Linked DNA regions of Homo sapiens: region 2 is linked to region 1. Evidence: chromatin loops called from intact Hi-C (ENCODE). Cell type or tissue: MCF 10A. All regions are shown on one strand.

The links. Peaks named below come from ENCODE experiments on the same cell type or tissue, not always from the same donor. Only the 100,000 strongest peaks of a DNase experiment are listed, where the experiment ranks them.
Region 2: it touches region 1 in a loop (5-fold over the local background); 1 of 110 quality-filtered maps calls a loop at or near these places.

What each region holds. Positions count from the first base shown.
Region 1 is chr13:20,811,330-20,819,329 of GRCh38, reverse strand. The region is part of intron 9 of XPO4 (exportin 4); the gene reads left to right. Among named protein-coding and RNA genes, the nearest start is that of EEF1AKMT1, 41 kb to the right of the region's middle. In MCF 10A, no CTCF peak of the experiment used is centred here; DNase peaks (open chromatin) are centred at 4,679 and 5,309.
Region 2 is chr13:20,349,666-20,357,665 of GRCh38, reverse strand. No RefSeq gene overlaps it. Among named protein-coding and RNA genes, the nearest start is that of MIR4499, 80 kb to the left of the region's middle. RefSeq lists an enhancer at 7,242-7,764. In MCF 10A, a CTCF peak has its summit at 3,492; DNase peaks (open chromatin) are centred at 3,495 and 6,225.

The DNA.
Region 1 (8,000 bases):
ATGAGTTTGGGAGTTAACATGGGATGAAAAGATGATGAACTTTTGAGGGAGACTGCACAGTTACAGGCCAGGCAGTCATGAAGAGCAAGAGTTCAAGCAAGCTGCTTCACTTTTTTTTGGAGCATGTTAGCTTATTGGTAAAGTCAGGGTATGAATTCCTTCTACTGCTTTATGACGTGGATTAACTGCATGAAAAGTACCTGTATAGGCCGGGCTCAGTGGCTCACGCCTGTAATCCCAGTACTTTGGGAGACTGAGGCAGGCGGATTGCCTGAGGTCAGGAGTTCGAGACCAGCCTGCCAAACATGGCAAAACCCCTTCTCTACTTAAAAATATAAAAAATTAGCCGGGCATGGTGGCGGGCGCCTGTAATCCCAGCTACTTGGGAGGCTGAAGCAGGAGGATCTCTTGAACCCGAGAGGCGGAGGTTGCAGTGACCCAAGATCACACCACTGCACTCCAGCCTGGGTGACAAGAACGAAACTCCATCTCAACAAAAAAACAAAGGGGAGGGGGAGGGGGACGTGTATAGTGTACAATAATTTATTACAAGCAATAACATGTAGAATAATTTTTTAAAATGAGCCTTTAAAATAATAGCTTTTATTGAAAACCTGTGTGCACTCTTACCACATAAGAACAACTGTTGAGTTTTGTTTGGTGCAAACTAATTATAATTCTAATTTTTTAAAATTATTTTTTAAATGATTTTTATAATTGTAATTTTGTGAAATATTGAAAGCTTCTTTTTCCAGTAGGAAAACAGGTTCCACATGTAAGACTTTGTTTTACTGTGAGAATACTTTTTTCAGAGCTGTGTTTGTTTAGGAATATATACAGATTATCATCTTTTTTAATAGCAATTCATGTCTTTGATGGTGGTAACGTTGTGTAGCAAGGGAAGAAGAGCATCTTCATAGGAAGAAGCATTCTTGATACCAGTGTGTGTTTTTGAAACCCATGTCATAAAGCCACCTTGCTGGGTGGCTTTAGCATGTGAGTGAAGAGACATATTTATGAGTACTCTGACTTGCAGTTAACTGAGAGTCTGTGTTCACAAAGAGCAATTCTGGTATTCAGCCAAGTTTCTCTGTGGCTGCAGAAGTTTCTTGATATTATTTGAGACTTTTTGGAGATAAGAATTTTTTCATTATACCCAGAAATCAAATTATTATCTATTGCTGAACTGAAGAGGTAAGAATGAATGTGGAGATGAAAAAGTATTGCCTTAAAGATTAAAATCCTGCTGGGCTTGGTGGCTCACGGCCGTACCTTGGGAAGCTGAGGTAGGCAGATCACCTGAGGTCGGGTGAGGAGACCAGCCTGGCCAACACATCGAAGCTCCGTCTCTACTAAAAATACAAAAATTAGCCAGGCATGGTGGCACACTCCTGTAATCCCAGCTACTGAGGAGGCTGAGACAGGAGAATTACTTGAACCCGGGAGGCAGAGGTTGCAGTGAGCTGAGATCATGCCACTGCACTCCAGCCTGGGTAATACAGCAAGGCTTTGTCTCAAAAAAAGATTAAAATTCTATCAATAATTGTTCATATTAATACAACAGCTGTTTTATAAAAGATTTATAATAGTAGATGCATTTGAATTGTTTCAGTGAAATTCAAGGAGAATATGACTAGAACTGTATACTCTAGTTTGTTTCTTGGTTTCTTTTATAATTAACCATTTTGAGTTCAGCCAAGTAGGTGAAGCTGTGCAGTATGTTGCTACAGGAACAGAGCAGCCTTCATAGCATTGAGGTATTTTGTATATGCATTTTGATGTATGTGTTGTGTATAAGGGCAATCGTGGTAAATAACAATTTATAAAGGAAGAACCTTACATCTAGTTTTAGTATATTTGTAGCCTAATCTCAAGACCAGCAGGACAAGGTAGTAAAGAAAAAGGTACTTGATAAAGTTTTTAGGAAGTTGATTATAGAATGTAATGCAATAAAATAAATTTGCAATTTGTCAAGTGAGTGAGTGTATTTAGAGGTCAGCATTCTTGATTCAGAATTTAATTTCTCTGGCTTGTTGGGTAATTACTTTGTAGTGAGGTTATGTGACAAAAAGGAAGCCATAAATTGAAGCCAAATTACAGATTGAGAAGTGGGGAGCATAAATTTTGGGATATCTCAGTGATAAGAGGGAAAACAATACTTATTCTCTGGATGGTTGTGTCCGTACAGTGTAACTGTGTAGTCTACCTTGCACCTTCACCCATGAAAGGATGGATTGTTTGAAGATCCTTGCCAACATCCCCACCAAACGGTTCTTGTAGCTATAAAAGAATAAACTGATGATACTGGAGAGAGCAAGCTGGCTGTCCAGCGCCCCCCACCCATCAAGCACATTCATTTCCTCTGCTTAAAAGATAGAATTAAATCCATGAGTATTTTTTAAAGCTTGCACATTAAAAGTATACTTTTTAGAAATAATAACAATAGTTTTAGCTCTACCAGGATATTTGGAAGAAAACTAGTTACTATTTTACCTTAAATACAGATTCGTATTAAAAGAAGTGTTTTAAGAATTGTTTTAATGTTTTAATTCTAATTGGATGATAACCATGTAATATTTCATGACTTGTATGAGTCAGCTCTGATTGTTTAAATCTGCTTTACCAATCCTAGTGCAGAACCAGTGTTAAGTTTCACAGAATTCTTGCACCTTTAGTGCAGTGGATTTAGAATAAAGCTTACTTACTGTTATAACTATTGTTCCATATCATATTTAAGTGATCTGTCTGTAAGATTTTTCTAACAGCTGCAATACTTGTCTACTAAATCCATTTCTCTTGGGGGATTCCAGAAACCAGGAATACTGTCAGCTGCATAGGTATTCTGAAGTTAAATTAATTCTGTATTTTAAGAACTAGCTAGAAAAAATAAAAATAACTAGACGTGGATTTATTTTTCATTTGACATTCAAAGACTTCTAAATTCCTACATTTTTAAGTGGAGAGTTCATGAAGTTTTTTTTGTGACATTTGTGTCACTATATTGTTCCCATATTTGCCTTAAATGATACTTCGCTAGGAAAGAATCTACATACCAATAGCAGATGAATAACAGCATAAACTAATAGTATAGCTCTTTCAGTCTTTAATCGTTCATATGTCCTTCTTAATGTTTTACACTGTGCAGCACAAATATTATTTGTGATTTGTTGTTAGACGTGGGGATTGTGCTGATGCCTGTAAATTTTAAAGTTATTGTGAAATGTTTCATTCATATAAAGTACTAGTTTTATGTTATAAAAATATAAAGAATAATGAAATGAACGATTATGTATCAACCACGCAGATTAAGAAATAGTATAGTATATTGATGGAGCCTTTTTCTGTTGTTTTTTAACCTGTGGTTTTTTCCTTCTCCTGTTATTGCATGCAAGTGTTTGGTACATTACTTATTTCTGCCAAGTGAGTCTATAAGCAGATGCTGCTGGTGAACTTCCCAGCCAGTGTTTTGGGCACTTTTTTGCAGCTTCTACAATCTCTGATAGTTGAAGCTGTTTTCACTTCCAAACTGTTGTAAAGAATAATATAAAAGGAACTTTTTGAAGGATATTCTGTAGACATAAGATTTTCTGTGAAAATGAATTGCCCATATTCATCTCACTGCATTTTTTGTCTGTGAATCACATATCTAACACGTTATTTATGTTTACATATGAAGATAATCTTGATGATCAACAGAAAAAGCTTTCCAATTTCATTGAAAGGATTTGGAGTTGTCATGATGATTAGTTGCTGTTCACAGGAAAACAAACTAACTACCTTAGCATGAGATTTAGCTCATATTTTTACAGTACCTGATATTAGATTTATATAGATAAATATAAATATAGATAAAGACTTTTTATATTTTAGAGCAGTTCTGAGTCCACAGCAAAAATTGGGTGAAAATACAAACCCCCTCAAACATGCAGCCTCCCCACCCTCACCCATCAACATCCCACACGAGAGTGGTACATTGTTACAGCTGATGAAACGACATTGACACATCATCGCCATCCAGAGTCCATAGTGTACATAGGGTTCACTCTTGGCATTGTACATTCTATGGGTTTGGACCAGTGTGTGATGTCCATCATTAAGGTATCATACAGAGTAGTTTCACTGTGCTGAAAATCCTCTGTGTTCTGCCTATTTATCCTTCCCTGCCCCTCACAACCTCTGGCAACCACTGATCTTTCGCCTGTCTCCATAGTTTTGCCTTTTCTAGAATGTCGTGTAGTTGGAATCGTGTAGTGTTGTTAGATTTTAATCTCTGAAATTCAATTTGATGTCAAAAAGGGGACAGATTTCATATATTGAAAGTTTTCTTTTCAAAGCTTCATTTGACAGCATTTTCATAAATAAAAGTAACCACTATTTTGGAATTATGTATTCAACATAATTACCAAAACGTAAAAGATTTTTTTCTATGACTAAAGGGTTGCAAATTTATTGCTCTATATACTTCCAAGGTAATTATGGGCATTGAGAGATAAGTGCTGATATCATAATTTGATTACCTTCTCCACCCTGCATTTCCAGATGGAGTAAAGTGGGGTCAAGTAGTCTCGTAAGCTCTAAGCCCCTCTCCAAAGCCTCTCTGGCAGCAGGCCTGACAATACCAAGGGCATGAGCACATAGTGTCTAGCTTGGTCTCCTTAGTCATCTCTGTGCACGTGCTGCTGCCTTGGCTGCTGGGTTTTGGCCAGAGTGGCCATGGAGCAGGGCCAGGGTATTATGAAAAAGCGCTAGGTTAGGTTTCAGTTTTCTGTGATTAGACTGAAAGATTTAGTTGCCAATTGTCAACAACCATATTTCTCACACTTTGCTCGATGAGTTATATTATCTCCAAAAGAAACCAGAAGGCTGTTTAGAAGTCCATAGTCTTACTGTAAATTGCCATCCAATGAGTTGAGGCTCTTGCAGTCTACCTCTGATCTTCTGTTCTAATATCAGAGTGTTAATAGGAGGGATTATTGAAAACTTTTTTTAATAATAGAAAGGCATATAAGACTTTTACTTTTTAGTTATACTTTTATGTATATGAATAATTAAACCACGATAACATGTGTTAGATATGTACCTAAAAAACAACCAAGATAGGTCTTAGAAAATATCCTGCTTTTTTTTTTTTTTTTTTGGAGACTGGGTGAGTCAGAGGATGCTATTCCTAAATTCCTCTTGTGATATGTTACCAGTCTGTTTATTTTGGCAAGATAAACTGTTAAGACTTAACAAATGATGGCTGTAAAGCACATGCTTTGTTAAGTATATAAACAGGCCACAGATGTTTCTATGGAAAGAAAGTATCTTATTCATCTCCATATTCCAGTGCCTGGCTCTTAGCGTTCAATAGATTTTTTTTTTTTTTTTTTGAGACAGCGTCTTGCTCTGTCACCCAAGCTGAAGTGCAGTGGCGTAATATTGGCTCACAGCAACTTCTGCCTCCCGGGTTTAAGCGATTCTTCTGCCTCAGTCTCCTGAGTAGGTGGAACTACAGGCATGTTCCACCACGCCTGGCTAATTTTTGTATTTTTAGTAGAGACGGAGTTTCGCCATGTTGGCCAGGCTAGTCTTGAACTCCTGATTTCAGGTGATCCACCTATTTCAGCCTTCCAAAGTGCTGGGATTACAGGCATGAGCCACCATGCCTGACTGAGAGCTCTCCTAAAGTATAAACCTAGGAGTGGAATTTTTTGATCAGAGAGTATGTAAATGTTCACTTTTAGAAGATAGTAGTGTCAAATTTTTCCGAAAGTGATTGGACCAGTGTATTACGTGTATGTGAGTTCTCAATGATCCATGTTCTCACCAACATTTACTGCCAAACTAGCAGGCATAAAATATGATCTTAATTTGCTTTCCCAAGTACCAGTAACATTGAGCATCTTTTCATATATTTAAATATGTAGTTCTGTGATTCCTCTTTTGAAATGCTTGTTTGTGTCCCTTGCCCATTTTCCTAATGGGATGTTTGTCTTTTCCTTACTGATTTGTAGAAAGTCTATATATGTTCTAGAACTAGTTTCTTGTTGGTTATATGGGTTTCAGATTGAGATGGTTTGGCTCTGTGTCCCCACCCAAATCACATGTCGAATTGTAATCTTGTAATACCCACGTGCCAGGGGCGGGGACCTGGTGGGGGGTGATTGGATTATGGGGGTGGTGGTTTCCCGCATGCTGTTCTCGTGACATTGTGTGGCAGTTATCTCCTCACTGTTTCCCTCCTGCTCTGCCATGCTAAGACATGCTTGCTTCCCCTTCGCCTTCCACCATGATTGTAAGTTTCCTGAGGCCTCCCAGTCATCCTTCCTGTTAAGCCTGCGGAACTGTGAGTCAATTAAACCTCTTTTCTTCATAAATTACCCAGTCTCAAGTAATTCTTTACAGCAGTGAGATAATGAACTAATACACAGATCTATTCTTTTTTATGGCTTTTTCACTTTTTTTCTGTATTTAAAATATGGAATAATTCTGTATTTAAAATATGGAATAATTTTAGGTTTACAGAAAATTTGCAAAGACAGTACAGAGAGTTTCCATGTGCCTTGTACCCAGTTCTCTCTTAATAGTATCATCTTTTGTAGCCATGGTACATTTGTCAGAACTAAGAAATTAACTTTGGCATATTATTAGTAACTAAACTAAAGGCTTTATTGGATTTCACCAGTTTTTCCCCCAATGTCCTCTTCCTGTGCCAGGACCTAGTCCTGGATATCACATTGCATTTTGACTTCATCATATTGTTTGATGAACAAGTGTTCCTCATCTTAATGTAGTTGAAAGTTTTTTTTTTAATGATTTGTAATTTTGGTTCCAATGTAAAGACGCCTACCCTTCCTGTGTTTTCTTCTAAATTCTTTAAAATTTGCCTTTCCTGACTTTAACATCTTAGAATTTAGTCAAGTAGGGATGCAAATTTTTTTTCTCCATGTGGATAACAGGTTTTTCTGCAACATTTATTGAATAGTCCTTCATCCTCAATGATCTGCCATACTGTAGTTTTTATATAAGTGTGGGTCTCCCCTCTGCCTCCCAGGTTCAAGTGATTCTCCTGCTTCAGCCTCCCAAGTAGCTGGGATTACAGGCTCCTGCCACCATGCCCAGCTAATTTTTGTGTTTTTAGTAGAGATGGGGTTTTGTCATGTTGGCCAGGCTGGTCTTGAACCCCTGACCTCAGGTGATTCACCTACCTCAGCCTCCCAAAGTATTGGGATTACAGGCATGAGCCACCATGCCCGGCTCCTCCTTATTCTTAATCAACATCTTCTAAGTGAATGCTTCTGGGTTTTCAACTTTAAAAATAAATACTTAGGTATCTGTGTGCTGACGATGCCCTAATTTGTATTTCCGGCCGTGATCTCTTTCCTAAACTTCAGACATGTATCAAACATGTTAATAGAACATTCCCACTTGGATTCCTATTTTGGATCTAAAATTTAACATGTCCAAAAGAAGAAAGGCCAAGAGGCCTTCATCACCCTGTATGCGTCATCTCACATTGCCCTGTCCAACACCCCCATCCTTCTGTATTGTAGGAATCTTCCCAGCTGTCAGGGTAAAAACCCAGGTGCACCCCCACCACTGCCTTGTTTTCTGTCTTGCCTCAGGTCATTTTCCAGTGTCAGCCCTTTCTCCAAAATCTGTACCCAGTTTGGCTGCTTGGCATCATCTCTCCCCTGGTCCATGGCACCATTATACTTTGCAGTGTAAGCAGTCTGATTTTCCTTTAAAGAATTATATCTGGCCAGGTGCAGTGGGTTACACCTGTAATCCCAGCACTTTGGGAGACTGAGGCAGGAGGATCCCTTGAGGCCAGGAGTTCGAGACCATCCTGGCCAACATGGCAAAACCCCGTCTCTACTAAAAATACAAACATTAGCTGGGCATGATGGTGCACACTTGTAGTCCCAGCTACTCAGGAGGCTGAGGCAGGAGAATCGCTTGAACCCAGGAAGCGGACGCTGTAGTGAGCCAAGATCACACCACTGCACTCCAGCCTG
Region 2 (8,000 bases), 460 kb after region 1:
CGCAGAAAAATTCTCACAGCCTCCCCGCGGTTAACTTACTCTTCTTCATGCAGCCTCTTCTGTTGAAAACATTAAACGTACACTCGGGTCTCAAAACAACTGTGAGAATGGAAAGTTTATAGTCACATCTTTTTTCCCTTGCTGATCTTTAGTGTCCACTATGACCCCACAACCAAATCTGGTCATTTTCACCACCTAGAGGCATAGAAAACTTCTCTGTCCATTACAGTTTTCATGATAAACAGGAGTCGGAGGAGACGGGAGGGTAGGGCCCCCTGCAGATCACCTCTTGGGGATGACCAGAAGCCAAACCCAATACCATGTGTAGTGGGTCAGTATAGCAAATAAAGTCCCCTGCAAGGTCCTTCAGGAACATGTCTGCCAAGGCCTTTCAGGGCCACTGTCCTCCCAGCCACACCCACTTAGGCTGGGATCTTCTTCCTCCCTCCCTGCAGCCAGGTGTCTGGAGAGGGTGTGGTTACCCCCTAAACTTGAGCCTTAGACCACAGCTAGTTATACAATTCTTTGAGCATATGTTCTGTAAGAAAGACTTGCCTAGGCTGTGGGTCAACATAAACTTTATTATTTTATTTTATTTTTTTGAGGCAGAGTCTGGCTCTTTTTCCCAGGCTGGAGTGCAGTGGTGTAATTATAGCTCACTACAGCCTCAAACTCCTGGGCTCAAGCAGTCCTCCAGCCTCAGCCTCCTGAGTAGCTGAGACTACAGGCATGTGCCACCAGACCTGGCTAATTAAAAATAAAAGAAAAAAGTTTTGTAGACACTATGTTGCCCAGGCTAGTCTTGAACTCCTGACCTCAAGTGATCCTCACACCTCAGCCTCCCAAAGTGCTGGGATTATAGTCATAAGCCATCGTACCTGGCCCTGATGTGAACTTTAATAAAACTCCAGCACCATGGAACACCCCCCTTCTTGGGTATTAATGGGGGATCGCAGCCCGGAGCCTGACTATGATGGATGTGAGGACCGGAGGCATTTCAGGGAAGGCACACAGCGCGGGGCTGGAGCAGCTCTGGAATGTAGCCAGCTGACAGCCAAGGGCTCCTGGAAATGACTTCCAGGTGCTGTTTATACTGATGCAGTAGTGATAGCAATACGATAAGAAGTGGATTATATGAAGTTCAAAGACTAATCCAAATTCATACTTCAAGACTAATAATATTTATAAAAACAAGAAAATGAATAATGAAGCTAGTTTTGATCCTTTGAGAGCATCTGTTAAAATTAAATGTACTGTTTGGAGGCAGGGAAGGAGGGATCTAGGCCACAGGGCACAGGAGATTGTCCAGCCAGTGAAACCATTCTGTGTGATGTTGTTAAGGTGGATGCAAGACATTATGCGTTTGTCAAAGCTCCTAGTACGTACAACATTAAGAGTGACCCGCCTGCAAACCATGGCTGTTAGTTGATAATAAGGCATCCATATTGGTTCATTAACTTTAGCAGAGGTACCATACTAATTAATGTGAGATGTTAATCACAGGGGAAACGGGAAGGCTGGGGCACAAGAGAGCTCTCTGTACTTTCTGCTCAAATGGTTCTATCATCTATCTATCTATCTGTCTGTCTGTCTATCTATCTATCTATCTATCTATCTCTAATAATTTAAAAAAAGCACTTTGGCCATTTGTTACCTCTGTAGCAATCTAATTTTTTAAGAATGATTGGCTATGTAGAGTGGAATTTTTCATAAGCAGTGGTGCTGGGAAAAGAGAACTGACGCCCACCATTTGGGCAAACTTGGAGCCCCAGTGTTTTATGAGAGTTTTGCTTTGGAGGTGATCATGGGTACTCATATACGACATGAGAATTGGGCTGTGTTTCCCATACATTTACAAATGCCAGCCAATTCCCCTCAGGTGTTCGTGTGAGTGTGCTTGGCAGACCTCCTGTGTTAGATGAGATATGAGTGAAAAAGCACAAATCTTGGGTCCTACCTGAAACTTACCAAAGTGAAGCTAGAGCACAGAAGTCTGCATGTTTAATCAACACCACAGGTAGCTGGCATGCAGGTTGATGTCTAAGAACCACTGAAGTATTATTCCCAGCATATAGCCCCAGTGTTTGCATGTGGTAGATGCTCAATACAGAAATGAATTTATGGAAGAGGCATGGAACCCCAGGCCATTGCACAGGATTCTTAGAAGTGGTTGGGCAACATGAGATTTTCTCATGATCTAAAATTACCTATAGTTTAAGCAAGCAGGTAAGTAGAAAGGTCATGTGTGCTTTATTAAGAACCCATGGGGAAACACACAAAATGATCTAGAACCTTATAATCTGGCTAAATTCATTAGAGGAATCAGGGAAAAATAGTGCTGGGTCACGTCCCCAGCAGTCACTTTTTAAGGAGAATACAGCCCAAGGGCTTAGCTCTCTCCAGAGTGAGATGAGGTTTCGGTTGCAAATCTGAAGTTTTCTCCAATGCTCCAAACCAAGGTAGATTTAGGGACGCTGGAATAATATGCCGGCTGTAAGGTTTCTAAAGATTCTGGGAGCAACCACTGTGATGAAATTTTCATAGAAGAATAACATGAGCTCTACAACAAAGAGCTCAAAGAAGAGTCTAATAACAAGGGAGTGTTGACCACAATTCACTATTTACAACTTAGTTCAGCTGTGCTGGCTTGCCTATTTACTCAACAACTGTTTATTGAGAACCGACTTTGTTTTAGGCATTAAGGGTAAACCTGGGAAAAACAAGACAGACAAGGTGTCTGTTCTCATGGAGCTTATAAGAGGGAGACAGGAAACAAACCACAAAATGAGTTTGATACCTTTGGATGGTAATACCTACTGTGAAGAAAATGAAACATGAATCATGTGGAAAGATGGTCAGGGCAGGCCTCACTGGGAAGGTGATATTTGACGTGAGACCTGAATGACACAAACAGCCATCCCGCTGAAGGTCTAGGGCAAAGGTGTCAGCAAGTGCAAAGGCCCTGGGCATATTCTAGAAATAGAAGAGTTGATATGATGAGAACATAGAGAGGCAGGGAGAGAAGGAGTCTGGTAAAGTGAGGAGTTAGGATTGTGTTTCAAGGGTAACGTAAGCCATTAGAGGTTGTAAGCAGGGGAGTAACACACTCAGATTTAATTTTTTCAGGAACATTCTGCTAACTCTTCAGTTGTGGGGTGAGTTCACAAGTGTTATTTTATTATTATGCTTTGCAAACTATAAAATATAATGTATGTAATGTTAATAATATAGAATATTTTATAATTTAAAAGATCCTCTATCTTCTGTGTAGGGAATAGTTTATAGAGGTATAAGAGAGATGATATCTGCAGGAAAGGTCAGGTAGAGAAACTACGGAGGGCTTGGACTTGGATGGTAGCAATGGGGATGGAGAGAAACAGACAGGTTCACAAGGCATTTTGTAGATAAAATCATAGGACTTGCTGATGAGCTAGATGTGGAGAAATAATGAAAAAATGAGAAGAACCAAAGATGACTCATTTTTGGCTTGAGCAACCTAGTGGATGGTGAAAGTATTTACTGAGATGAGGAAGACTGAGGTAGAAGTAAATTAAGGATCATATTTGGAGGAAAAAAATAAGACTTCTTATTTTGACCATGTCAAGTCTGAGATCCCTATTATTCTTTCAAATAATAGGGTGCTGTGAAGTAGGAACCCGGATATAGAAGTCCTTACTCTTGGATGATATTTAAACTGAATGTGCAATACCAGGTTGACAATTATTTTCTCTCAGTTCATTGAAGCTATTTTTCTATAGCCTTCTGGCTTCTCTTGTTGCTTTTTAAGAAGTCAGTATAACTGTAATTTCTTTGTAGATTGTGCACATTTTTTCTGTGGCTGCTTTTTTTTTTTTTTTTTTTTTTTTTGAGATGGAGTTTAGCTCTTGTTGCCCAGGCTGGAGTGCAGTGGTGCGATCTCTGCTCACTGCTACCTCCACTTTCTGGTTTCAAGTGATTCTCCCGCCTCAGCCTCCCGAGTAGCTGGGATTACAGGTGCACACCACCACGTCCGGCTAATTTTTGTATTTTTAATAGAGATGGGGTTTCATCATGTTGGCCAGGCTGGTCTCAAACTCTTGACCTCATGACCTACCCACCTCAGCCTCCCAACGTGCTGGGATTACAGGGGTGTGCCACTGTGCAAGGCCCTATGGCTGCTTTTATGATCATGTGTGTCTCTTTGGTGTTCTGCAGTTTCACTGTGATGTGTCCAGTGTGGATTTATTTATTTTTATCCTACTTCAGACTTGTGACCTTGGAATCTGAGAATTTACATCTTTCCTCGCTTTTAGAAAATTCTCGTTTACTTGCTCTTTAAATATTCTTCTTTTCTGTTTTCTCCTTCTCAACATATGTGGGACCTTCTTATTCTACCCTCCATGTTTCTTAACCCCTCTTTCCTAATTTTTCTTCTTTTTATCTCTCAGTGCTAATTTTGAAGTAATTTCCTTTTATTTATCTTCCAGTTCAAAATTGGCTCTTCAACTGTACTAATCCATTGTTTAAATTCATTAAAGAGTTTTTCATCTTAATAATTATGTTTTTAATTTCTAGAAGTCCTAGTTGAGTATTTTTCAAATCTACTCTTTTTATTGGAGGTAGAGATTTAGTAATTTGTTTCAGTTTTATTTCCTTTCATTATACTCTTAATCATTTAAAATACATTTATTTTGAAGTCTTCTAGACTCTCAGGCCAAGAAAGCTTTGTCATCTTCCTTTGTGTATTCTTCTAGCCCTGCTTTTCACAGAGGATGCCATTCTTTGAACATTCTCAGGTTTGCCCACAAAAAGGTTCACCATTCTATCTTATTTGGGCCACTACCTCCTAGCCTGTCCTCATACAGATATGAAAACTGAAGGCCCCGATTACCAGAAACCAGGTGAGCAGTAAGAGTGTAAACTGCGAAGCCTTAGGGAAGGCCCAGGACCAGCCTGGGTACTCCAGCATTTAGAGGCCAGGCTCGGGGAGGAGAGGGAGTAAAGAGGCCAGGAAGCAGCGGTAAGTAGGGGGAAAAGAAAACCAGGAGGGTATGGTGTCGCAGAAACAAAGAGAAAGGAGTGGGTCAAGAAAGAGACAGTGGCTGATTGTGCCAACTGCTAACTGTGCCAAGAGGTCAAATAAAATGAGGATGGAGAAGTGATGATGGGATGTGGCAGGAACAAGAGAGGAAGAAGTGGAGGCAGTGATTACAAGCAGTTCTTTTGGGACTATCTCTCAAGGTGGGGGGACAGAGATATAGTAAGGGAGGTAGAAGATTGGGATCAATGGGGAGTTTAAAGACATAGCAGGTGCCATGTACTGGAGCACATTATACATTATTCCCAATAGTCCCAAGCACACAGAGTCTTACAGTGCAGGAGAGGGAGGGGGGTGGGCTTCCTGCAGGTGCAGTTCCTTAAAGAGGTGGCGAGAGGGGCTTTCTGACAGGAGCCAGGATATGCCACACACCCACTGTACAGGAGGATGGAGAGCAGGGGAAACGCAGCACGGTGGACAGACGGGAGGTGGGGAAACAGGGATTCCAGTCAACAGATGTGGGTTCAGGTCAACAGCAGAGAGTAAGGATGGGCAGAGGTCTCAGAGTGTGAGGAAAGAGCAGGGCTGGCATGGGAACTTGTCAAGTGGGCAATGACAGTGGTCTGTAGTGACTCTCAGCAAGAACTTCAAGTTCTCTGTGCTTCCTCCACATTGCCAGGTGTTGGAGAAGCATCGCTGTGTGTGGTCCACTGGCTTTTCTGAGGAATCCTGGCTGTGGGCACTCCAGGGCCTGTTACCATCCAGAAAGTCTCCTGCCTGTGACATGAGAACCAAGGCAGGTGCCTGTGCTGGGGGTGAGGCCGTGGCTGTTCTCTCTTACCCACTTTGGCCCTCTGAGGAAACAGTTACTGTGGTTTAAAGTCCTGGGATCTCACACCCTTAACCATGTCTACCAGCCCACTTCTGACCAAGTGGGTGAATCTAAGATGTAATGGGAAGAAATTTACTTTCTCACAAACTAAACATAAAAGCGTTCATTTAAAAAGGCATCCCTTGATTACATTAAATGGGATTACATTAATTGTTTTAAATGGGTCTGTATATGCAATAAAACCTATGTGGGTTTTTCAAAGAAACACTTCACTGAGATATGATTCACATACCATACAATTCACCTCTTCAAAGTCTGCAGTGTAGTGGTTCTTAGGATATTTGCGGAATTGTGCAACCATAACCACAACCAATTTTAAAGCATTTTTCTCACTCCACAAAGAAACTTCATAACTGCGAGCAGCCACTTCCCATTCTCCCCTTTTCCCCATCCCCCACCGACCTACTTTCTGTCTCAATGGCTGTGCCTATTCCACACATTTCTTATAAATGGAATCATACATTATTTGTCCTTTTGTGATTGGCTTCTTTTCACTTATCATCATGTCTCCAAGCCTCATCCATACTGTATCGAGCACAACTATTTCCTCCCTTTCTATGGCTGAATAATACTCCATTGTACGAGGATGCCACACTGTGTTTGTTTATTCATCAGGTGAGGGGCATTTGAGTTGCTTCTACTTTTAGCTCACAGAGGTTTTAGAAACACTGTAAAATAGAGTTTCTCGCCCCACTGCTTCAGTGGTAAAAGTAGCCCAGACTGGCTGGTTAAAACCTGTGCTGGTGACTTGTGCTGACAGGAGCCTGCCCCTCCCCGAGGCCCAGCCCCAGCAGCGCCTGATGAGCATTGAGATTCCATGAACACTATACACGGAGCTGAGTTGGAACCTGGCCTCTCTTGACACAGTGGTCAATGTGGCATTAAGATTTGACCCAAGAAACTGACAATCAAAGGTGATAAGCCACAATCTAGCTTCGGTTAGATCCACTTTTTTTTTTTTTAAGTCATGACTCGGTGTTGCCTCGTTGTGCAACAATTTTCTAAATCGATAAATTGACCATTGTATGATCAGATAGTGACATGAAAAATATTGATCTTAGTCACAGGTTACAGCTGCATCTTAGAACCAACCTAACACCAGGTGCAGGAAGTAAAACTTATTACTTGACATGAGTGTAGGCCAATCTTCCCCCAAAGGCATGATCCATCATGGGTGGAGCCCAGACCCCTGGTGTTCTAGGCCTTCCGGGATCCCCCGTGGACCCTGAGGGCATTCATGCTCCCATTCCTCCTGTCTCCCTCCTGCTTTTCAGGGACCAAGCAGAGAGGATAGATGGAAAGCAGACAGTGCCTGGAGATCAGCAGCCCTAGGCCCTGACTTTCCCAAACCCTGAGCATTGTAAAGGCAAGGCCATCACCAGTGTCAAGCCTCCTTCCACTAGGAAAAGAAAAACAGAAGTAATTGTGTTCTCTGGAGGGCAGGGCTCTGAGTACAAAGTCTCATGTTTTCAAAGTAGGAAAGTGTCCACAGTTAATATTTGGATGGGCCCACAGTGCCTGTCTTGCTCACTGGAGCCCAGGCCTGTCCCATCACAGACAAAGGGCTCTTGCTGTGCACCTGTGGAGAGGGGAGCTTGGTTGGAGGAAGGCACGGTCAGCCTCTTTGTGCTCTTTTTGTTTGAAACAGAGTTTTGCAAAGGGAGTGGTTCTGGAGGAAAAGCAGAGCGTGGAGTGTCAGAGGGCGGTGTGTTGTGAAATGCATTAGCCCTAGAGACCCTCTGTAACTGGCCTTCCACGTACGCCTGCCGCCAACGACAACACTGAACCATGCAAGCGGGGTGTTTGCCAGCTCACGAGCCTGGGAGACATGGAGCTTCCACTAGCAGAGGAGGTGGAGGGAAAACAGAAAGAAAGAACTGAGTCTAGCAGCCTCCTTGGACGTTTCTTCGAACGCCTCCAGCCCAGCACAACAAACAACCTCAGGGCATCAGGCCCGTGCTGCGCCCCAGCACACCCAGCTTTGCCCTGCTCCAAGAGCCCACAGAGGGCCTCGGGGTCACACTCAAGGAGCGTGCCTGGAATCCAAAGTGCATGCTGTGGTGGGGATATGGACAAGGGCAGAAATAGCAC